Regions from separate parts of the Homo sapiens genome. Here regions 2 and 3 are each linked to region 1. A link is a loop called in an ENCODE intact Hi-C map of the cell type or tissue named here. Cell type or tissue: endothelial cell of umbilical vein. All regions are shown on one strand. Region 1 has its middle 100 kb from the start of MIR466. Region 2 has its middle 52 kb from the start of MIR466. Region 3 has its middle 5.1 kb from the start of MIR466.

Evidence for each region. Peaks named below come from ENCODE experiments on the same cell type or tissue, not always from the same donor. Only the 100,000 strongest peaks of a DNase experiment are listed, where the experiment ranks them.
Region 2: it touches region 1 in a loop (4-fold over the local background); 5 of 110 quality-filtered maps call a loop at or near these places.
Region 3: a loop joins it to region 1, with 6 times the contacts of the local background. A loop is called at or near these places in 5 of 110 quality-filtered maps.

What each region holds. Positions count from the first base shown.
Region 1 is chr3:31,261,433-31,269,432 of GRCh38, forward strand. It overlaps the pseudogene H3P11. Among named protein-coding and RNA genes, the nearest start is that of MIR466, 100 kb to the left of the region's middle. In endothelial cell of umbilical vein, no CTCF peak of the experiment used is centred here; a DNase peak (open chromatin) is centred at 4,399; H3K27ac peaks cover 1,789 bases.
Region 2 is chr3:31,210,034-31,218,033 of GRCh38, forward strand. No RefSeq gene overlaps it. Among named protein-coding and RNA genes, the nearest start is that of MIR466, 52 kb to the left of the region's middle. RefSeq lists an enhancer at 2,115-3,314. In endothelial cell of umbilical vein, no CTCF peak of the experiment used is centred here; a DNase peak (open chromatin) is centred at 4,178.
Region 3 is chr3:31,162,878-31,170,877 of GRCh38, forward strand. No RefSeq gene overlaps it. Among named protein-coding and RNA genes, the nearest start is that of MIR466, 5.1 kb to the left of the region's middle. In endothelial cell of umbilical vein, no CTCF peak of the experiment used is centred here; DNase peaks (open chromatin) are centred at 2,604, 3,724 and 3,844; H3K27ac peaks cover 2,068 bases.

The DNA.
Region 1 (8,000 bases):
TTCGAAATTCAAATAAGCTGGAGAATTTGAGTAGAAAATTGGAAACTTTAAAGAAATAAATGGAACTAGAATTTGTATACTCAATAACAAATTAAGAGGTTAATAGATGAGCTTAAACCACTCATTTTATTAGTATTTTATTAAAATTTAAAAGTATTAAAATTAGTAGGGTCAGAAAGAAGTTTCTTCACCTGACAAATTAGTCGGTTTGTAGTCAACTCTCCTTTTCAGGCTATTTAGCCAATTTATAATTTTGTAACATATTGTTAGGCCCTCTTCTTATACAGTTAATGTTTATGACTTTTTTTTAATTAACTACTGAGCCCCTCTGCTTGGTTAGCATATGAAACCATTAACACCAATGAATCTTTCCTGTTTTCAATGTCAACACTACTTTTTTCATTCCTTTTTGGCTTACTGACATGCTTTGTTAATTTCTTCTTATTTATAAAGAAAAAAATTAGGTACCTATATCCTAAGTAAATCTTGCTTAACTGAGTATATAAAACGTCCATTTATATTCATCTTTTCCTACTTATTAAAATCAATAAAAATTAAACATACACTTATATTCATCCTTCTTTTGTATTATACTTTCGTTTTTGTATACTTTTTCCTTTTTAACCATCACCATTGTCATGACTTTTAACAAATCCGACTAGCTTCTATTGGCTATTATTATTATTATCACTATAATTGGTGAAAATCATAACATTTTATGCCCTCTTGAATCACCAACTTTTATCACTTTCTCCAACGTTCTTAGAAGTATTCTTGTTTCTTGGTAACCACAGAATGTTCTAGGGTTATTCTTATTTTCTCTTGCTCTAAAACAGTGGTTTTCAAAAAAATGCTGGGTTTTTTCCCAAAAAGACACTTGGCAATGTCTGGAAACATGTTTGGTTGTCACAACTGAAAGAAAGCAGATTAGGGGTGGGGAGTTGCAACCAGCATCTAGTAGGTAGAGTTTAGGAATGTTGCCAAGCATCCTACCGTGCAAACTGATGTTGGGCCTCAAATGTCCTCACCTCAAATGACAGTGCTGAGGTTGAAAAACCCTGATCTAAGTAATGTGGAATCAAATAACCTCCAACGAGTTCTGGGTCTTTTTTAAGCTGTAAGAGTTTTAGACCAACATGTGACTGTGCAGCTGCACAACAGAGTTGTTGATGGATGAGGGTGCTGCTGCTGCTGCTGCTGTTACTATACCGATCAATATTTTTTTAAAGGTTGAGTTTAAATTTGAAGTTTACAATTTATTGTATATTATTGTACACCACCTTTCTTATAATATGTAGTTTCCTCAGCCACTAAGATTTTCTCCTACATTGACAAATATATTCTTATAATCAAGTCAAGAGTGATCCATTCAGGGTGGCTTTCCTGTAACAGTTCTTACAGTTCATACAATATTTGCTTTCCTTTCTTCATCCCTGAAGACATGATAATTACAAAGTAAATTTTAAGAAAACTCTATCACCCAGACTTCACCACTAACAATTCATCCATGTAACCAGAAGCCACTTTTACCCCTAAAGCTATTGAAATAAAAATTTCAATAAAAATAAAAATCAACTCTATTGATAATTTCTCAATAGGTAAGTACTGCAAATGTCCAGGTCTTCTTGGATGGCAGGTTCTTGGGTATGAAAGTAGCCAGCTTAGAAAATAATAGCAGCTATAATCTTCAGAGTACACAATAGAACATTAGGTGCTGGTCTAGAAGAAAACAAAACAAAACCTTTATCTAAGACTAGATTTATACTGTCAACATTGGATATTTCTGAAGAAAATGTCATATATTAACAAATTCCTACCATAGAGATTCCAATTTTGAAAAATCATGGCATTTCCCTGCCTTCTGAAAGACAGACCCTAACTGGAAAATTGGAAGAGTTTGAAAGCCTTTATTTATTGTCCAATAATGTTTTAAGCCAAACTAGTAAACTCACATTTCACCCTAAATAAATTTTCCTGTCTTTCTCAATGTGTAAAAACACATATACTCACATATACATTCATTCTTCCTCATGTCTCAAACACACATACACACACACTTCACTTTTCCCTAGTCTTCAAAGTTTTGAGTCAGATGTTCTATAGAACATGCATGCATTTTAGTCTTCCCCAATTTAAAAAGCAGGCAAATAACTCAGTCAAATTTTAATTCATTATTGAAAACTTATTTTAAATCAATTTACTTGGTAACCAAGCCTTGGCTACAGTCTGGGTCTGTCCCCTGAAGAGATGACTGGGAAAGAACAAACCCCCAGTGGGCATCAGTATTGTCCCTTCAAGTGGCAGCTTGTAATTTTAAGTGTGACGACTATGCTCCTTCCTCAAATTTTCATTTTTACCTCAGAAAATTGAAACAAGCTCCACCATTTGCATCGTCAGCATAGGAGATGGAGAAAACAATAGCCACAGGTGACAATTATAAGGCAACTTGAAGTAGATAAGCATGACATTTAATAGTGACCTACAATTTTAGGACCAAGATGACTTTTGTAAGTTATAGCCACAAAATTATAAAAAATACTAAGGGCAGAAAACAAATCTAAGCTACTCTTTGTCAGTTACATATCAAGCAATATGTACTCAGTAATGGCTGTTTTTAGCAAAAGCAAACGTTGATTCAGTGTGTGTTTGTGTGGTATTAGATCATTAAAATGAAAGGAACAGACACATTTAAAAGGTCATCAACTCCAACTACAGAAGGGAGTGGAACCAACATGTATTCAACAATTGTGTGCCATGGAGAATGATGTCAAACTGACAGAGAGACAGAGAAAATCTCATTGAATCCTTACAACTGTGCAAGGTAAATTTTAGTACCCAGACTTTAAAAATGGGAGCATTGAGGCCAAGAGGGTTGGAGTAACTTGGCTTAGAGCTTGAATTCAAACCATCAGTCCCACTCTAAAGCCATAATCTTGTTACTATGTTGGGCCATCCACAGTGGAAGAGACCATATGAGAAATCAGAACAAAAAGAATTATATACTCTGGAAAAGACACGTGTACACCGACCTGGACCTAAACATATGAAATAGGCATAGGAACCTATGCTAATAAGAGAATACTTTCAGTGAACATAAGATTGCAAATTTCAACCTTACTTTTTTTTACATAATTGAATTTAGGATATTAGGCTTTATTAAAATAAATAGAGAAAATATAGTAAGTTTCATATGGAATTGATGATAGACTTTAAGTTCTAGAGATAACATATTGAGTGTAAATTGTACTAGTTTACAATCTTAATTGAACAGATTCTAAAAAGCTCTGGAAAACCAAGTATAATACTGACATTTGCGAGGAAGGATACTTTTAGTTTTAGGTTTCAGTCACTGACAGCCTGTATATGTCAACATTTTCCACACTGTATTCCGTGGGCCATTACTCTTAAAATAGGACTCTGGGATTCAAATCATTCAGAGAAACGCTGATTTAGCAACAAAGAAAATTTCTTTATTGCATGTTTGTAAATCTAAATCTCCAAGAAGTAGACAAGGTGTGCTGGGATGCCCAAACTTCCTTGTGCATGGGATGCTGGTTTCACAGAAACAGGTAGGGCACATTTTCCATAAGGAAGAGTTTAGAAAATATTTGTCTATGCAATTGTTGGCTAAGAAAAAAATTTGACAGGAGTTAAGACTATACAAGTTAAGAACATTACATTGCTCAACAACCTTCACAGGTTGTCACATCTTATTTTATTCTTCTACTTCTGGGCCTGAGCAAAACTGAGTAGTCCCCAAGAACCATTAACGTGAGATTCTCATTTTCTTGAATCTCCATAACCCAGCCTCTTTAACCTTCATTAGTATTATAAAAACGTCCAAACTCAGGGCAATTGACCTCATAATTACATATGGTTTAACGTTTCCTTTTCCCCTCGAATTAAAACTAGGAGCCCATTCCTTCTATCTGATTTCATTTTAACAACTTACCATTGATCTTTGGGGAGATATGAGGAAATCATGGGGAAAGGATTTTGAAGCTCAGCTGGCACAGGTGTAGATTTATATCTTTTCATCTTGATGGATTTGGAACATGTTCTATGCACTTGATTTTAGTTAATGCACTGCCCCCAAAGTGTCCAGTAAATGATTTGGAGTAACTTTTAAAGTGGGCAGATATAAAAGCTCTGAGGAAATACATGAAGAGATATAGAAATAATTTTACTGTCAGACTTCCTTACCCTCATCATTACCTTGAAGGGATTCTTTGTCCTCTGTTAAGAGTTTTGGTAATTCTCACAGGACAATTGGGAATTGTTTTCTGTCTTATGCAGGCAAGATAATGAGCAGAATTTCAGAGTGGAAGTGTCCACTGAACTTAAAGCTAGATACAATAGCTACAGTGGAAGTGTCCGCTCTGAAATTGGGAGGTTGCTATGACTCAACAATAAAAACAAAATATCACTTCCTGGTATTATTTTCCATAATCAGATTTGAGATGTTAGACTACGTGGCAAAAATGCCAGGAAGTGACATTTTTGCAGGCTAGCATCTCAAATCTGATTCTGGAAAATAAGACAACAAAAGAATGACAAGATTAGTATTAACTAAGCACCTACTACATGCTAGGCACATTATACCAACTGCTTTCTCAAAATTAGAAATTTAACGCATATCATAACCCTGTCATATAAATATCATTAAACTCATTTTAGACAAAGCTGGGAGTGGTGGGGCTAGGAGTCTGCCCCTAATTTGTTTGATTCTAAAGCCCATATTCTTCTGACATAATACACTGCCTCCAGTGGAAGGGTAGTGTTAATCCTTAGTTCCTCTTTACTATTTATAAGAGGAAGAGTCCATTGAGCAGCTCCACCCTTTTCTAAAGGCCGTAAGAAGGAACACGACTTGAGAAATAAAAACTACTCATTTTGTAAAAGGAAGAAATATGTCAAATGTCATTAACTTCACCTCAATCTGGGTGCTCACCAGGTCCTAAACATTTAGTAAAGTTAATGAACAGACATGTAGTGCCCCTAGACATTGTGGATTCAGCAATAAAATTAAATAGTCCCTACCGTCCCTCAAGGAGCTCACAATGTAATGGAAAGACACAGGCAAGTCTCCTTTCCCCAGAAAACACTAGTAGGGTCTAATTCACAGTAATTTAGAGCCAAATGGGGTTTAACTTTTTTTCGTTTTTGACTGACATATTTAATTGACATATTAATAAGCACAAATCTGAAATGTAAATCTCAGTAAAGTTTTACATATGTTTATACATGTGCAACTACCACTTAAGTTGAAACATAGATCATCTCTAGCATTCCTTAAGGTTCTCCCAGGCCCCTCCTAATCAACACTATTCCTAAAAGTAACCACTGGTCTTATTTCTATCACCATTGATTACTTTTGCTTGTTTGAACTTCATATAATGAAACCGTAAAATAAATGCTCCCTTGAATATGGTTTAATTTGCTCAACATTATATTTGTGAGATTCATCCAAACTGTGTATAGCAATAATTTGTTTTTTCTTGTTGATGTGTAATGTGTAAATTTACCTCAATTTGTTTATCCATTATATGTTAATAGATATTTGAGTTGTTTTCCTGTTTTGGCTATTATGAATAATGGTGATATGAACAGTCTTATACATGTCTTCAAGTGGATATAAAGAATGGAAGTGCTAAGCCATAGAATAGGCACATGTGCAGCTTTAGTATACCTCCAAATGCTTTCATTGGTACAAGCAGTTTTACCAATGGGCACACCTACCAGCAATGTCTGAGAGGTCTACTTTATATCCTCACCAAGATTTGGTATTGTTACTCCTTTTAATTTGAGCTCTCTAATGGATGTGTAGCGGTATCTCTTTGTGGTTTAAATTTGTATTTTTCCGATGACTGATAATGTTAGGCACCTTGTCACAATTGTATTGGCTATTTGGATTTTCTTTTTTGTTAGGTACCTAATGAAGATTTTTGAAACAAGTTTGATGCAGCTTGTCACAAGCCAACTTTATTTATCTTTTGTGTGTGCATCTTCTCATTTTATTGAGGGAAAAATCTAAAATGAGAGAGTTAAGTAAATTGGTCCAACTCATGGTTGGTTGTTAGCAAACCTGTACTTGAAATCAGATCTACACACTCCCATTCCTTTGTGTTTCCTCTGTACATGTAATGTGTGGCCCCATCAGTCATCTGCACCTATTAATTGCATTCCCAACAGGCAGATTTTCTTCAGTTTTCCTAAGCTCAGTTAACTAACCGCCTCTGTGTAATCTTGCCCCATCCTCACCCCCTAGAACCTATAACTTCTCTACACAAGCCAACTTTATTTTTAACTTCACACTGTATAAGAAAGGGGCTTTTCTTCTCTCCAGTCCTTCCCCGCCCTCAATTCCTATTCACTCCCTCATATATACATACACCATTCCCCTCCCCACCCACTGTGAAGAGCTTGTATATCTAGAGATGGGAAACCATACTTCAGGCTAAACAGGAAAACCCAATTTCATTTTAAAAACTGAAATAGATAATGACACTTCAGAAGGGTTCATCTCTGCCTACTTGTGTTTTACTTAATGCCCACTTCACATCTCTATAACAGCTCTGTGATTTACCATCCTGGATAAAAGAACCGAGTGGATTCTGTCTCCCAGTGTGTTAGAAATATGGCATTACATATATTTTAAAAACCTAAATCACTGTGAGCCCTGCAAAAAATATCCCAAGTATTGATTTAAACATGTCTTTTTTGCAACATGCCTCCCTGTACGCACTGGGAAACATAAAGTGACCCATAAATATTCTGGAAAGACCACTTATTTTCTATTCTTCTGTCACCCTGAGCTGCAGAACCATTCTTCCCTCGTGTGCTCCTATGATTTCAAATCAAGGAGCAGGCTGTTTGAGGAAGAAAGCTCCAGTTTAAGTAGATTGCTGCAGGCCTGCTGCTGATGGTGCTGTCTGATCTCCCTTCAGGCAATGTCTAAAAATAATAATAAGCAATAGTTTATCTTTATAACATCCTTCTCCAACAATGGAGAGTTCAAAGCGATGCTGATATTAATTCATTAACTCTAGAACAGCCTTCTGAGGCAAGGAAGAGTTCACTACTCCAGCTTCTGAGAAGGATTTTGGGGTCTGGGTGGAGTAGGTGTGCCAGATTATGCAGTACAACAGGCCAAATGTGGCTTCGTGAAATCCACTGCATCACCAAGCTACAGAGCCATAAGATTCTGGAGCTGGAAGGACCCGCATGGTAGAACCCACTTGTTTTCAGATGAAGAAGCTCAGACTCACAGAACTTGGGAGGACTCTCCAAGGTTGCACAGAGAATCTGTCCAAGGTCGCATATGGAAGAGCTTGAGGGGTTGCCAAGATCACACAGAAGGGATTGAGGATGCCACCAAGATCACGTAGAGACGTAGTGACTAAAATAATGTAAGACCCAGGTTTTCTAACTTCCAATTCAATGATCCAAGAGATTAAACATCAAGAGAAAGGGGCACAGGAATGTTTGCAGCTGCCACCATACCACCCAACATTGCCTCTAGCTTGCCAAGTTGCAGAGGAAGGAGAAGGGGGAAGATAACAACGTGTTCATATCGTAACTCCTACAAAGCACACTGCCTCCAAATCCACCAGTGGTAAAGCACCGGAAGCAGCTGGCTGCAAAAGCTGCCCACAATGGTGTGCCCTCTACTGAGGAGTGAAGAAACCTCATGGCTACAGGCCTGGTGCTGTGGCACTCCATGAAATTAGGCGTTATCAGAAGTCCACTGAACTTCTCATTCACAAGCTCTCTTTCCAGGTTTTGATGCGAGAAATTACTCTCAACTTCAAAAGGATCTGCGCTTCCAGAGCACGGCTACTGGTGCTTTGCAGGAGCCAAGTGAGGCCTATCTGGTTGCCTTTTTGAAGGCACCATTCTGTGTGCTGTCCATGCCAAATGTGTAACAATTAGACCAAAAGGCATCCAGCTAGCACGTGGAGAACGTAATTAAGAGTCCACTATGAGGCGGGCGCCTGTAG
Region 2 (8,000 bases), 51 kb before region 1:
TAAAATATTAGGATGGTAAATTTTATGCTATGTGTATCTTACCATAATTTTAAAAATTGAAAAAGGAAAAATCATACTGGGATTTTGATAAGATTTGCATTAAACTTACAGATGGATTCAGGGAGAATTTACATATTTGCTGTGTCGTATTTGGCAGTACATAAAACACCACTTTGATTTTAATTTTCCCCTGCAGGTTGCTTTGCCTCAGCCCCTGGATTACAACGCCCCCTGGCTCATACCTGAGTTCACCACAGCCTTTGGACCCCAGAACTGCCCTTGCTGGTTCTGGTCTCTGGCTAAATCTTCTATGATTGCAGCTTTGGCTACTACCTATAGCCTTAGGGAAAAACCCAGAACTTGTGTTTGAATTCTACTACCACCAGATGTTAGCTGAGTCATCTCCAGCCTCAATTTCCCAATCTGTGGGATTTGTTGCACTGTATACCTTAAACGGGAGTTATTGCTATTATTGCAGTTAACATAAGCTTCTACCACTTACCTAACTCAGCGCGTGCAGTTAGATTTTAGCATCTAAAATGCCAATCTGCAATCATCTTTATTAGTCATATTTTGCCTGTTTTTATCCATCATTCCAATTTGTTGTAATCATTCCAGTCCCTGATATAATCCACATTTTAATCTCAGATATTGAAAAGTAATGGCAGACAAGACAGAGAGTCATGGACAGAATTTGACGTACCACTAGAGAAATCTGTTCTCATTTAGGTCCTTTGATTACAGTTAACAAAAACACATTCTAAGAAATCAAAAGAAAGCCAAGGAACCATGCCTGGGAACAACATAACCAGATAGAACCAAAATCAGGTACATCAGACAGTCTAGCCTAAGAGGCTGGCTCTGGAATAAATAAGCTCTAATCATCATCTCTTTGTCTGTGTCACTCTGTTCAAGATTTGCAGAGCCCAGAGAAAGGTCTTCTTTGCTGAGCTCAGGTCTCATGACTGACTCCTGGCTGTACCAGGGCAGTAAGAAGAAGGATCTGGCCAATGAGATGCCTTAGCAGCTGTAATAGAAGGATTCCACCTGCACTTCCTGCCCCAGATGAATTCAGGGCACTGTCACGAGAGGTCATGAGTACTCGGATGCCACAAAGTGCCAAAAATCCATTCTAACTTTTTCTCATTTGATAGTAATTCACTAATAAGCACTTTCTGGTGATGGCCGTTCAGCCAGAAACAGATCCACCCAATTGTCCAGAAACATAGATCCACTAGTTCCACCAAAGATGTGTTGACAAATTGATACAAAGTCTTGTTGAAATACAAGTATATGAAACCTATGGCATTCCTTGAATCTACTGGAACCTAACGTAACTTTCACATTGGCATTTAACCTGCCACACTAGTTACGTAGTGATCCCAAGTTCTTCACTTAACTTCAGTACTCAAGTCTTCTCATTGACAGCAGTGAGATAATGGTTCTAATCTCACATTTTGGTGGGGGCTTTTATAAAGTACTATATAGCTTATTTGCTATCTATGTGCGAGTTACTATATAATGCCTACTGCCTCCTTATAAGCATAGAGACTGAATGGAAGTCCCTCAATTCTGTTTAGGTTTTTTGAGGGCTAAGGAGTTAAAACTAAGGAGAATAAATCTGGAGGGAGAGTTGAGTTGCTCTGCAAAAGAGAAGAAATAGAAATGGAAGACCTTTAGCCATCTAGAGAAACCTGGAAGAGACAGGTGAGAAACAGGACTGTGGGAGAGGGCGAAACCCTCCGCAAAATGGCAGTTTCCTACTAGAATGGACAAATTACAGAACAAAGGCACACTCGAGGTAGCTGAACCCAAGTGGTATAGAAAGCCAACAGGACACACTGACTCATCTACTGGCATTCCCATTCTAGAAAGTAGCAGAAATCTTGGAGGTAAAGCTCTGTGGACCATGGAATTTGAGAGTTAAAGGCAAATTTACGTAGATCTCAAGGGGCAGGAAAAAACCCCACCTGAATTTTGGCCTATATACATTTGCATTCATATACAAGAAGCAATAGAATAGTGAACTTTTCAGTCCTTGGGTGATTTTTGCTGAAGCAGAAAAAGGGGAAAAAAAGTCTCTGTGTTCTGTTATTCCAACTTTGATCTTTTATTCATTCTCTGAGGGCATAAATGATTGTTTATCTATGTTTTCATTAGTAAAACCACTCTTGAGGATTTTTTGTTTGTAGTTGTTGTTGTTTCCTGCTGTGGATTTTAACACAGAGGCCTTTCGTTTTGAACCAAATGTATCAACAACGAGCATCCTACAATTGCCATTTGCTAGATCCCTTTGTTTGTGGGCTCTTTTGCCTTATGTTCATGTAGGGTACAAAATTAATTACAAGCATGAATAGCTTGTGTCTGCTGTGTTGGAGAACCTGAGGTGATAATGGCTGCCACCTACCATACCCCAGAATGTGCCTACCCACAGCCTCTGCAGAACATGTAGCCCCAGGAGGATATGTTTTATACCATGCAGCCTGGCCATTCTGGTCTCAGTCAGGGGTGCAAATCTAAAGCAAGAGCAGCCAAACCATAGCCTCTCCATGACCTCTGGAGTGGCCACAGGTAAAAAGACAAGTTATGGCCGGGTGCTGTGGCTCATGCCTGTAATCCCAGCACTTTGGGAGGCCTAGGCGGGCGGATCATGAGGTCAGGAGATGAGATCATCCTGGCCAACACGGTGAAACCCCGTCTCTACTGAAAATATAAAAATGACCTGGGTGTGGTGGCATGTGCCTGTAATCCCAACTACTTGGGAAGCTGAGGCACGAGAATCGCTTGAACCCAAGAGGCGGAGGTTGGAGTGAGCTAAGATCTTGCCACTGCAATCCAGCCTGGTGACAGAGCAAGACTTTGTCAAAAAAAAAAAAAAAAAGTTATGCCAGTCAGATTCTCTTCCTCAGATATTTGAAACAGGAAATGAGTAAGAGAAGACGATGACAGTGTACATCAAAGAAGGCCATGAAATACCTTTAGAAGCCATGAGGAATCACGAGCAAGCCAGAATTAGGAGAAAGCAAAGTCAATAGCAAGAGCAGAAGGAAGGTAACATAAGAAACTCGATAGCACTGTACTAACCTCAACCTGTTCCTGCCTCAGGTATGAGCACATCCAAGCCATTCCCTTTGCCTACCTTTTACATTATCTCTTTTTCCTCTTCCCATCTCCTCCCTTCTTTGCTTAAAGACAACAAGGCAGAAGAATTAGAGTGTTGCCATCAGAAGTCATGGAAATGCACCATTGCAATTCCCTTGTTTTTCCCTATTTAAGCTGAGCTTTATGAAGGATACATTAACCACATTATCAGATGGAGACATAATGACAAGCCTGCTCTTCATCTTTTCAAAATGCCCAGATGGAAATAATGTCTGAGAATGTAAAGTTTTCCCATCACAGCACTCTTCTCTCTTGTTGAATCTAATTGTAGCACTAGAAAAAGAGAGACTGACTCTTGCAAACCTCCCAGTGAAATGCCAACTGTAACACATCATTAGCTAAATAAGAAACAACAAGGTCAGCATGGTGTGCGAGAAATGGCAATGTTGTACTTGCTGTTGATTCAGAACTGGCGGGTTTGTGAGGAAGGGAAAAATAAATGTGTATAGAGGTAATGTTGGCCAGGTGCAGTGACTCACGCCTGTAAACCCAGCACTTTGGGAGGCCGAGGCAGGTGGATCACCTGAGGTCAGGAGTTCAAGACCAGCCTGGCCAACATGGCAAAACCCCATCTCTACCAAAAATACAAAAATAATAGACAGGCGTGGTGGCACACCTGTAATCCCAACTACTCAGGAGGCTGAGGCAGGAGAATAGCTTGAACCTGAGAGGCTGAGGTTGCAGTGAGCCGAGATCATGCCACTGCACTCCAGCATGGGTGACAAGAGCGAAACTCCATCTCAAAAAAAAAAAAAAAAAAAAAAAAGCAATGTCACTACAGGCCGCCACAATATATAGGTGTGCATGGGAAAATATAGTTGAGTGTATTTTCAGGATGTGGCAAGCGGATGTGGCTCAACCAGAGGAATTTATAGCAGCAAGTAACAGCCATACCACCATAAAACTGCACAGAAGCTACTTTTAGACTTTGAGGATCAAACAGCTAGATTCAAAACACAGATAATAGAATAACAACTGCTGCTTAACAGGGAGTAGGAGATAAAAATAATTTGCTACACTTTGCTAGATTCCACCCCATTCCTCTAACATAGCAATCCTGGGCAGTTAATTAGAGTATGTGTGGTCGCTGCAGATGAAGGGAAACTCTATCAGCGATGGAAGAAACAGTAGACAGGAAATCCTGAGCCAGCCATTAAAATAGGAGTAAGATTTCAGAAGCCAGAGATGAGATACAATAGGAGGTGAACTGAGTTAGAGGAAACAACTCCTAGTGAAAGAAGGTCTCTTTGCCCTAAATCAGTAAAAGGGATCTACATTAAAAATTCGTATTTAATCGTTAACGTTTATTTTAAAATAAACTAATGGTTGTTGTTTCTTATTTAATTAAGAAATTAAAAGAATTTCTTGAAATTAACCTATTTTCTAAGTTCGATGTCAGCCATAATTATTATAGACCAAGAGGCACACACAAACCCACTCCCTCCCCTAACCCATCTCTTAAACAAAAGATCACCCTCCAGTGACCCTTAAAAAGAGTTTGAGAACTATAAAGTCACAAGAATAAAACCTTAACACTGACAGGATATAAGCTGGCTACAGATGACATTTCCAACCCCCTCTCCTTGTCAGTACAAAAGATGCATTGGATGTGGGGGACAGATTTGTTGAGATACTCATGGACTTGCATGTGTGGCACTTTATGAAAAAATAAAAAGGAATCAGACTTCCCATTTAAATTCTCTCACCTCTACCCCTTCCTTACATTTTTTCCTTGCCCCCCAACTCTCACAGGAACAGAGTAACATGGGATAAAGAGGATGAGAGTACAGAAAGCAAATGATAAAAATATGTGCTCTTGAGTCATTGGAAGATTCTGATCCAAAGTAATGGGTGATTATTACTCCTTGAAGCCACAGTCAAAAGCAAATTTAAAATATTCCCTCCTTTTCTCCTGAAGTCTTTTTCTCCAATCTGGCAACTGGCAATGCACTAAAGGAATGTTTTCATCAATGTGTCCAAATATGTTATTCAAAGTAAGATTTTATATGAGATAGCCTCAGGGAACTTTCTGGAAGAAAAAGGCAGCCCCAAAATTGGATGCACAAATTGCTTTAAGGTTTTAAGATTTGGCGAAATATATTGTGCCTTCATTGTACCCCAAGCCAGAAATGGAAAAAAGAAAAAAGAATCAATACAAAGAATGACTTTCCAGGCAGTGCAAAGGGATTCAGTGTTTCCACAGGTTTGCAAGAATGCAACAAGCAAGAAAGGCAGTGTCCCCAAAACAAAGTGACCAGTCCTCTGAGCTTCTAGCTGGCAAGTTGCCCAGCAGAGATAATAGGATGTTATTGAATTTTCAGGCATCTCGGTCAGTGATGGAGGTGGAGGGGTGTTGCAAAAGGATAATGGAAGGAGCAGGGATTGGGAAAGCAAGGATGGAGGGGCAGGTAAATTCTGGAAGTGGAAAATTATTTTTCAAGCATAGAAAAACTTAAAAAAATACTACTGCACTACTGTGGAAGTCATGTACTAAAAGTGTCCTTATAAGAGGAGATGTGAAGGGTGGTACATGGGTCATAAAATAAACTTTGTGGCCAGGACCCTCTGACCACTAAAACCATAGATGCTTAAACAGAAAAATCCAATCAAGCAGAAGGATGGTATTCTCCAAGTAATAAGCCACTTCAGTGAGTATTCATGCTCTAATCCCAGGCCCAGATTCATAATAAGGGCAAAAATGTAAGCACACACACACGCACACACACACGTGCATGCACACCCCCACACACATACACATGGCTAGGGGCAGAGCATCCCAAGGCCCAAGTGTAGGAGGAGGCAATGGGAAAACACATTCACTCATTCAGTAGGAAAACTCATCCTTTTTTAATTGCTTTGCATTTGTTTTTCATCTTCTCTCGCATTTCTTCTGATGGTGATTATGATTGTATTTTGAAATCATGATCCACCGCTGCAGCACTGTAATTACATAAATATGGCATTATAAATGAAGGTTAGCACCAGAAATAGCAAAGCAGAGAGGGGTGCAATTTGTCTTTGTGGATGTAAGTGTATGTGTATATGTTTATAAATACCTCTCATTTATATGGCATTTGGAAATAATCTGCTAGTGCAAGCAAGGGGGTCTTAGGAAATAGAACAAAATCCTCAATCCCATTTTCAGCTGAAGAATACAACGGTAAGAAAAGGCACGTTCTTCCAGTCATGATAAATGGAGATTGTTAAGTAAGAGTTAGGCTTAAACTGAGCTCAGATTTCTCAACTGGCCTGGGCACCACTGGTTCTTCTTGTGGACAGGAATCAGTCTGTGTCAGTACAGCTTATCAACAGTGCTCTTCAGCAACCCTAGGACCTCAGAGAGTATCTCTTAACCTCCTATATTTCCTTCCGAACAGGAGAACATCTCTCTCTCTCTCTCTCTCTCTCTCTCTCTCTCTCTCTCTCTCTCTCTCTCTCTCTCAATTTCACTCACTTTTGCCTGCAGCACACCACCCAGTATCTTCAACCAATCAATAACTCAGTTCCTTTCACTCTCAGGGAAAAGGAAAATTCTGAAGTGTGTACCACACAGGGTGTGTGGTAGTTCTAAAACATGTTAACAAATTATTCAAACCTTCTCTCTTCAAGAGATAGAGACTGAGTTTTCTTCCCTTGAATGTGGGCTATACTAAGTGACTCACTTTGAATGACCAGAAGATGATAGTGATGCTATGTCATCATAGCATCACTTATGACCAAACCTAAGTCATAAGAAGGCGACTTCTCTTTGGCATCACTTCTACTGGGAAAAGCCAGCTTCCATGTCATGGGAACACTCTAGCAACTTGTGGAGAAGTTGATGCAGATAGGAACGTAGGTCCTGCCAACAACCATCACCAGTTCACAAGCTACATGGCTGAGCCACCTTGGAAATAGATGATCCAACCCCACTCATCCCTTTAGATTATTGCAGCTTTGACTAATGTCTTGGCTATATATAATTTCATGTGAGATCAGTCCTGAGCCAGTACCGCCTGGACAAGCCGCTCCAAATTCCAGATGTAAAAAAATATGAATGCAGTAAATACTTGTTATTTTAAACCACGAAATTTTGGGTCAACTTGTTACATAGCGGTAGATAACAATACAGCATCCTCATGGTATTGACCCCCAGTTACCCATAGCTCTCACTTGCTCATCAATTACCTCACTATGCTTCCTTGGATCACATCCAAAATAAAGAAACTTCACTCAAAATTCTTGTCTCAGGGTTTGCATTAAGAGTCTAAAACATGCCATATAAGATAGATATTATTCTCACTTTAGGGATTTAAAAAAGTAATATGCGTAGGTTACAGCTATATAGCAAATAATAGCAAAACCAGATTTTCTGAATCCTAATCCACTGCTTCCTGATTCATTATAGCTGCATCTCCCTGCCACTCATACCCCCATTCTTTGCCATTTTAAGCAACCTCTTTTCTCTCTCCAAGAACAAATCAGTTAATTTGCTCACTCGCTGCGGGCCTAGACACTCATCTTAATCTCAAAATTTAAAAACCAGTCTCAGTGAATTCAATAACCAAAGCAGGAACTTTTAGTCACTGAAGCCTAAATGTATTTGTTTTTCCTAATGATACCTGTACACAACAAGGAGGAACAATTAGCAAATCAATAAATTATTCGTTTGTTGATGTTAATGCAAAGACTATATGTGGCTCTACCTTGTTTTATGTCTAGACTACAGGTGGTGGCCTGAAACTGCTGACCAAAGAAATGACCATGCTGTGTGGGCAAGAAATGGTGAAGATAAAGCCCATATGTGCTGTACTTTCTGTTTGGATCAAATAAAATGTACAGCCAACTCATCTGTCAGA
Region 3 (8,000 bases), 99 kb before region 1:
CCACCACACCCGGCTAATTGTTATATTTTTAGTAGAGATGGGGTTTCAACATCTTGGCCAGGCTGATCTTGAACTCCTGACCTCGTGATCCACCCGCCTCAGCCTCCCAAAGTGCTGGGATTACAGGCATGAGCCACCACACCCACCCAAGACCTCCTTATTTTACAATGAATTAGAGGAAATAAAGGCCTTATTTTAGTTGGCCCTGAATATAAACCTAAGAAATATGAAATTATGCCTGCCATCTAAATTACCTAGCTGCTTCCAAGGTGCTGTTGAGTTGTAAACAAATTAAAGAGAAAGCATAATTTGATCAGAGACATGTTACAAAGGACTCCTCCCTCCACACTAGCTCAGAAGCCTCAGGACACGAGCACTAGATTCAACCATGCCAATCAAATTGCCATGTGGTGGGCCTCTACTATGTTTACAAAATGATGCACGGAATAAAACATATATTAAAATTGGGTTGTGGGAAATAAACCACCATTCCAAATGTCGACAACACAGAAGCCAGGAAATACACATTTCAAGTATTCTCTTTTTATTGCTCATTCATCCAAGTTTCACATGTAAAACCAACATCCTAGAAACCAACCAAAGAGTTTAAAATGCTACTTGCTACTAATGCAAGAATGGGGTCATTAATTCCTGTCTATTATCTCTTACTGTTGTCTGAGGAACCTCAGATAATACACCTTAACTTAGTTAAATGAAAATTAAGGTCTGAGTTTTTGTTTTTCATTATGAAAAACAGAATGGAAAACAAAAGATATTTGAAGACTATAAAAATCCTTGAATGGTACAAATATTTAAAAATTCTAAGTAGTCGTTAAAAGAATTCATGGCCCAGTAGAGGAGAGTGGGTTCAGGGTGTGGACAAAATGAATCCTTAGAGTTCTTTCCAGCCGGTAGCTACTTCCACACAATTATGATTCCTAATTAGTCCATGACCCAATCTTTAGATTTGCACATCTGATCTCCTAATTTAAAATTACATTTGTAAATGTTTATATTTTTATTATCTTAGTGGTTAAAACCTGGGACTCCACAGACAGTTGGACTTGGGTTTCAATTCCAGCTCAAAAATGTGTTAATGATGTAATCTTGGGCAAGTTAATTAACTTCTCTTAGCCTCAATTTTCCTGTCTGTAAAAGGAATATACAAATAATATTCTCAATAAATTATTATATTTGCAAATAATTTATATGAATAAATTATAACTAAATATTAAATAATATAAAAATCTCTCTATAGGGGTTGTTGTGAGGATGGCATGGTAGTAGGAAGTGCAGTCATTGTTAACATCAACATCATTATCTCCATGATCATATTCACTCCTACCGTCATAATGAATTTTTGCAAAAAACATAGAGGAAATCATCTTCATTTTCTTAAAAGAAAAATAGCCCACCCCAAGGAAACAGATGAGGGCCATTCATATATATATATATAATTAGTAAAGTAGTAAAGGCCAGTTTTGCCAGACTTAACCTTCCAGAGATACATTATGGGAGCTGTGCTAAAAGGGAATATAAGGGAAGTATATCACAAAGCCTAAGAATTTGTGGTAACTAGTAACAAAAACTGGGACAAAAGGAAACACATGCCAGCAAAGCAGGCTCAGGATTCTCTGAGGAAAGTTAGCAAAACCTGGACCGTGCAAGAAAGAAACCAGACTAAACCAGTGTAAAGGCCACTTGCTTGGGCTCAGTGTCTGAAAGTCAGCACTCCCTCCTTAGGGTGGAGACTTCAAGGTTATATCAGAATTTACTACATAACTTTTGTTGTGAGTTGTTACAGTGCTTTAAAGCTCATACAGTATGTAGTCAGTGTAACATAGTACTAAATTTAGGGTGCGGATTTGGTCACTCTTAGCTAATCTTTTTTATTGTCCCAAGAACATCCCAGGATTAAAAAAAAAAAATCTGAGAATGACTATAGATAGAAAATTGGAACCTGATGAACTGACGGTTTTATTTATAGTCCTAGAGTGGCCAAAATCAGATGAATACCTGATTTGTGCGTTCAGACACCGCATGTTATAACATGAACTGCTTTCTTCGACTCTGAAATAAAGTGAATCCTATTCATGGCAATCAGTTTAAAGTAATTCTTTAAGACACTTAATATTTATTTATTTATTACTATAAGTTCTAGAGTACATGTGCACGACGTGCAGGTTTGTTACGTATGTATACATGTGCCACGTTGGTGTGCTGCACCCATTAACTCTTCATTTACATTAGGTATATCTCCTAATGCTATCCCTCCCCCCTCCCCCCACCCCACGACAGGCCCCAGGGTGTGATGTTCCCCATCCTGAGGACACTTAATATTTAAAGCAGCATAATGTATTGCTTTCTAGAAAGCCCCAAATTCATGAAATCTAGCAAGCAGAAGTCTTGTCTATTTAACCAGCAATGAGGCATACAAAGAAGTTTTCCAAAAATAACAAAAACCAGAAATTACTTCTTCCTGGAGCTGCAGGGAATCATATTTACCAGCTTCACTGAATAATCAACTAAAAGTGGAATTCCTGAAGAAACACTGGCCATAACCAACAAGATACAGAAATCAACATCACGTGAAGCTATTGAGGCCCGTAGAGCAGTCACTACCCTGCAGAGATCAAAGGAAAGAAAACACTTCATTCTAGGAGCCTGAGAGCCACGCACGTCCAAGCGCTCTTATCCACACTCTCCTCATAGCTCTGCTGCAGATACCACTGAGTAAACCAGTCCCTGGCTAATTGTTCCCTTAACAGCAGAGAGTGAAGGATGATGACAGCAACAATAACATTAGCTGACACTCGTGAATGCTTACTATGTGCCAAGTACTTTTATAAGTGCTTTATTCTACACTAAAACATTTAATTTTCCCACAACACTATGAAGTAGGTGCTATTACGATATGCGTTTCACAGATAAGGTTGCTGAGGCATAGAAGAGTTAAATAACACAACCAAAGCCACACAGCTAATAAGAGACAAAGCGAGGACTTAAAATTGAGCTTTGACTCTAGAGCCTCCATTCTCAACCATCAATTTACTGCCTCTTGGAAAACGGAGGTGTTCTGGTTGATGTCCATTTTCCCCGGTGCTCAGAAGCTTCTCAAGTGTCTAAGCTAACCTAGCATGAATAAAAGGGGAGGGGTAGGAAAAGGGACAAAAAAAGCTTTGAGGAGAGAGAAATAGGATTGATTTAACAAGCAATCCTGTAGTTTAATTTCTATGCCTATTAAGTATAGCCGTTCTTCCCTTCAAACTTTTTTTTATAAGAGAACAGAACAAATTTTAATGGAAGTCAGGCAGAGAAAGGACAAGAGAGCAAGTAAATTGTTATCTGTAGATCATTGCACAAATGTAAGATATTCTTAGCAGTATTTGAAGCTGTAAGAAATTCAGAGAATGCAATGCAATTCTGCACAGACTAACTCACTGTTAGTCTGCTGAGTGTTTGGCCAGCGTGTTAACTCTTTGTGGCTTCTTGCAGTCTTTTACTGAAAAGTTATTTACTTTCCTGTATTCCTATTACCAAGGGTCTATTCAGGGAATGAAGAAAAAGAACGGCGATTCAGGAAGCAGATGGGGTGAGTGAGCTCAAGGTGAAAGAATGAGAACTAAGGTACTTACTCATTTGGCAAATATTTATTGAGCATTTCTTATATGTTATAAGTGCTAAGCATATAAGGAAAACTGAAATAGACCTCCTACCCTTAAAGAACTTACAGTCTTCTTCAGGGGTCAACATTTTTTTTTCTATAAAGGGCTAGATTGTATATGTATATATATGGCTGGGCAGGCCATAAGGTCTCTGTTACAACTACTCAACTCGCTATTGTGTCAGGAAAGCAGCCAAAGACAATATGTAAATGATGAGTGTGGCTGCATTCCAATAAAACTTTATTTTAAAATCAGGCAGTGAGCTGGATTTGGCCCAAGGGCCATAGTTTGCAAACCCTTGTTCTGGTAGACATCTCAAGAAAGGCTTACAGGAAAAACAATTTCTGTGTGGTTTTCTGTTCTGATCTGTTGAATTTAGCCTTGAACAACTTTTGTCCCAGTATCAAATCTTTGAATCTTATTTAGTTCCTCGAGGGTTTTGTAGCTGTTACTCCAGTCTTTTAGCACTGACTGTTGCTGGGGAAAATCTGTATCCAGCTGATTTTTTCCCCTAATAGGTGACTCCCCAGGTGATTCTTTCATTATCTCTGAGGTCCAGGAGACTTGTTAGGATATGTTGTAGTGATCCCAATATGAAAGGCTTTTTCTTTCCACAGGAGATTTTAGCCCATTTATGAGTACGGATATGACAAGTACTTTTATCATCCTATTTTATATTATGCTTTCTTTTTCTAGCTTCAAAACTTCTTTAACGTGTCATCTTTTGCTTTATATTTTGTGTTTCTTCTCATCTTTAGTACCATATGTATTTTTGTGCTAGCAGTTATCTTTATAACTGCAACTTATACACTACCTATTAATTTCTTACTATAAATGATGAATTTAATACATTTTCTCTTTCTCCTTCCTTCCTCCTTCACCTCTACTATCCACTTTTAGTCAATTATTTTATTTTATTTAATAGACACCTTTGTAATGGTTATGTAATATTTTAATAGTTACTATTTAATATGCTCTTTCATGTTTTTTGCTAAGGTCATGTTTGGTTTCTTCTTGTATTCTTACTACCTGCTGTGGACTGAACATTTGTGTCCCTCCAAAATTCATATGCTGAAGCCTAAATACTCTATGTGACAGTATTTGGGAGTGGGAACTTTAGGAGGTAATTAGGTCATCAGGGTGAAGCCCTCATGAATGGGATTAGTGTCTTTTAGAAGAGACAGGAGAGAGATAATGTTTCTTCTCCTCTCTATTATGTGAGGAAACACAGAGAAAATGGTCATTTCCAAATCAAGATGAGTGCCTTCACCAGATGTCAGATCAGCTGATGCCTTGATCTTAGACTTCCCGGCCTCCAGAAGTATGAGAAGTAAATTTCTGTTGTTTAGTCATTCCGTCTATGGTATTCTGTTTTAGCAGCCCAAACTGACTAAGGCACTATCTTTATTTTGAGCTCTTACATTTCTGCTTTTTGTTCTAGCTCCACAAAGGTGATGGGATTGTTAGGTTTATTTAGTCATAATGGAAAAATGGTTGCGATTATTATCTTTTTGATAGTAATATTTTTTTTCTAAACACGTATCTTTCTCGGCCACTGTTTACTATTGCTTCTCATCACTCTTTCTGGTTTCTTACACTGATCCTGTACTCTACATGTTTCATTACTCACCATTGAAGTTGATGGGTATTTTTTGCAACAATTATTGTGTAGATTTCTTGTTACAGGTGTACTTGAATATTGTTTGCTGTGTGTGTGTGTGTGTATTTATGTGTGTTTACCCTTTCCTTCTCCCCATCTAATGGAGATAGACAACTATAGGGTTTTTTGCAATGTAAGGACTTGTGTCTCCTCCACTGCCATGTAAACACCTTGCTTCCTGCAGATGTGGCTTACCTGTGTAATTCATTTAACCTCATCTCCTTTGTTTCTTGAAAGGAATACAGGTCTGGGGAGTTCCAGCAACCACTGGGATTTAGATATTTTTCACCTGAGTGTGTGCTTTCGCTTTTCATGGGTGACTTGTTTCTGGCCATCTCTAAGCTCTCTGGCCATGGTGTTTCTCTCTGCTTCATGCGTACCCCTTTGCTTGGGTTCCACCGCTTTTTATAGCACTTCCGCCAGTTTTGCAGTTTGGGGTTTTGCTGTTATTTAGTTTTTCTGAAAAAATGAGTTTGTATCTGTATCTTTCATTCTTTTTTCCTTTAGGGGAATGTATCCTTTAGGAGAATTTTCCTAGGGCATGTTGGCTTTGCTGTATTCAAAGCAAAAATCTCAATGTAAGTATCTAACTCAGGAATGTGAATGTGTGTGAAATTCTCAAAGTGACTAAAGGTAACCTAGGCTGGCTGAAGCTGAAACATGAAAACCAGAAAGAAAAAAAAATTCAGGTTAATTGTTTCCATATACCTGACTGCCTAAGTAAGCAACATCTTACTAAACAAAACATAGGAAGGCATCCAACCTATTGAGAGCAAAATGATCCTTACCAAACCTGTTCAAGTTCTTCAAAGAAAGACTGGAGGATGGGTGCGATCACAAGACCAAGACTGGGGAAAACAGGACCTTTCTATGGGGGTAAATAAAATCTTAAGAGTAGGATGTGATCTCTCTATTCATAGGTACAATGTCGGAATGTGTTTGCAGAATATATTGGGGTTAAAATAAGTGTTTGTTGTCACCTATTTTATTACTTCTAATTTAGTATATTTACACATATACTCACACATATACCTGATTTTGCCTACATGCATAACTTTGATTTTTTTTTTTTTAACTGCAGTGTCATTTTCTCCTTTATCTCAATAGTTTGCTTCACCCTATCTCCAAAGTGGCACTCTAGCTGGCCCTACCCTCTTTCCCAAGTAACTTATGCTAACAACTTTTTTTTTTGTCTTTCATGCTTTCCTCCTTATTTATATAATTTACGCACACATGCATGTACATACACACAGATGCACACCACTTCTTTGTCATTATTTACTTTATAAAAAAGATTATATTACACATTCTTTTTTGCCTCTAGCATTTATTGAAAACAGTACCTTGTGCTAATTCTTCAAAATCATCTTGAATAGCTCTAATTTGTCTTTTTTAATGTCTACATAAGATTTCATGGTATAAGTATATACCATAATTTATTCCGCTATCTCACTATTGATGAACATCCATATATCTTCCATTTTTTGCCACAATGTAGCAAAAACACATTTTTGCATATGTTTTATGTATCAGTGTTTGTGTTTCTGCAGGATAGATTTCTACAATTGGTAATTGTTGGGTCCAAGGAAATATATATTTTGTAGTCTTAATGGAAACTACCATATTGCTTTTTGAAAAGGCAGAAACACCTCATATTTTTACGAGCAATGCATGAAACTCCCCTTTTCTCCACATGCCCTCAATGAATATTTAAATCAGTTAATTTTGATTTATATTATTTTTCTTATCAGTCTTGGGATAATTTTCTCCTTTACCACAAAGTGGTGTCATGGAAGAAGACATGGGCAGAGAGAGATTCAAAAGGAAAAGTCATGGTGTCAGACAGTCTCCCATATGGAGCTTGGGGAACATTTATTCAGCAAATACTTTTTCAGACATTTACCATGCATGCAAGAACTGTACAATGCACTGGCCAAATTTTAAAATACATGCATATGCCCTTTAGAAGTATAGAGTCCACATGGGAATACATTATATAATAAATTATAATGTGCTTGTTCTATTTAGGAAGGCCTGGAATCTGCTTCCTGTTCACATATGACTTTCGGAAACCTCAGATTCCTCTTCTATAAAATGGTTTTGATGTTCCTATCTATACTTTGGGATTATTCTGCAAATTATATGGGGAGATGCATGTAAACCACTTATCACAGTATATGGGATAGAGCATGCATTCAATAAATAGTAGGTGGTATTATTAGTAGTAGCAGTAAAAGTTTATGTATGAGTGTAAGAAGAGTAGACAGGTAGGTTGGGGCCAGAATGGGGAAGACCTTGAAGGTCAGGTTGAGAAATTTCATCTTTAAACTATGGGCTCTCCAAAATAGAGTGATATGATGAAAAAGATGTTCTAGGAAGATTCCTGGGTCAGTCATTACTCAGTAGATAAATTAGGGAATAGAAGGGGCTAGCCGCAAAAAGACTGGATAGGAGGTTTATCAGTTAGATACTTCTAGAAATGGGGTGATATTTGAAATATTTTTTAAATGGCACAGCACTGGCACTGGGCAATTAAAACACGTGACTGAGTCTTCAAAGTGGTTGCTGGCTGTAAACAACACATTGCTAGCCTAGCACATATAAGCCAAATAGCCCTCCTGCTTCTAAGTGAGAGAGCACCTTCCTGAAAATAGCTTAAATAATAGGGATTTGTT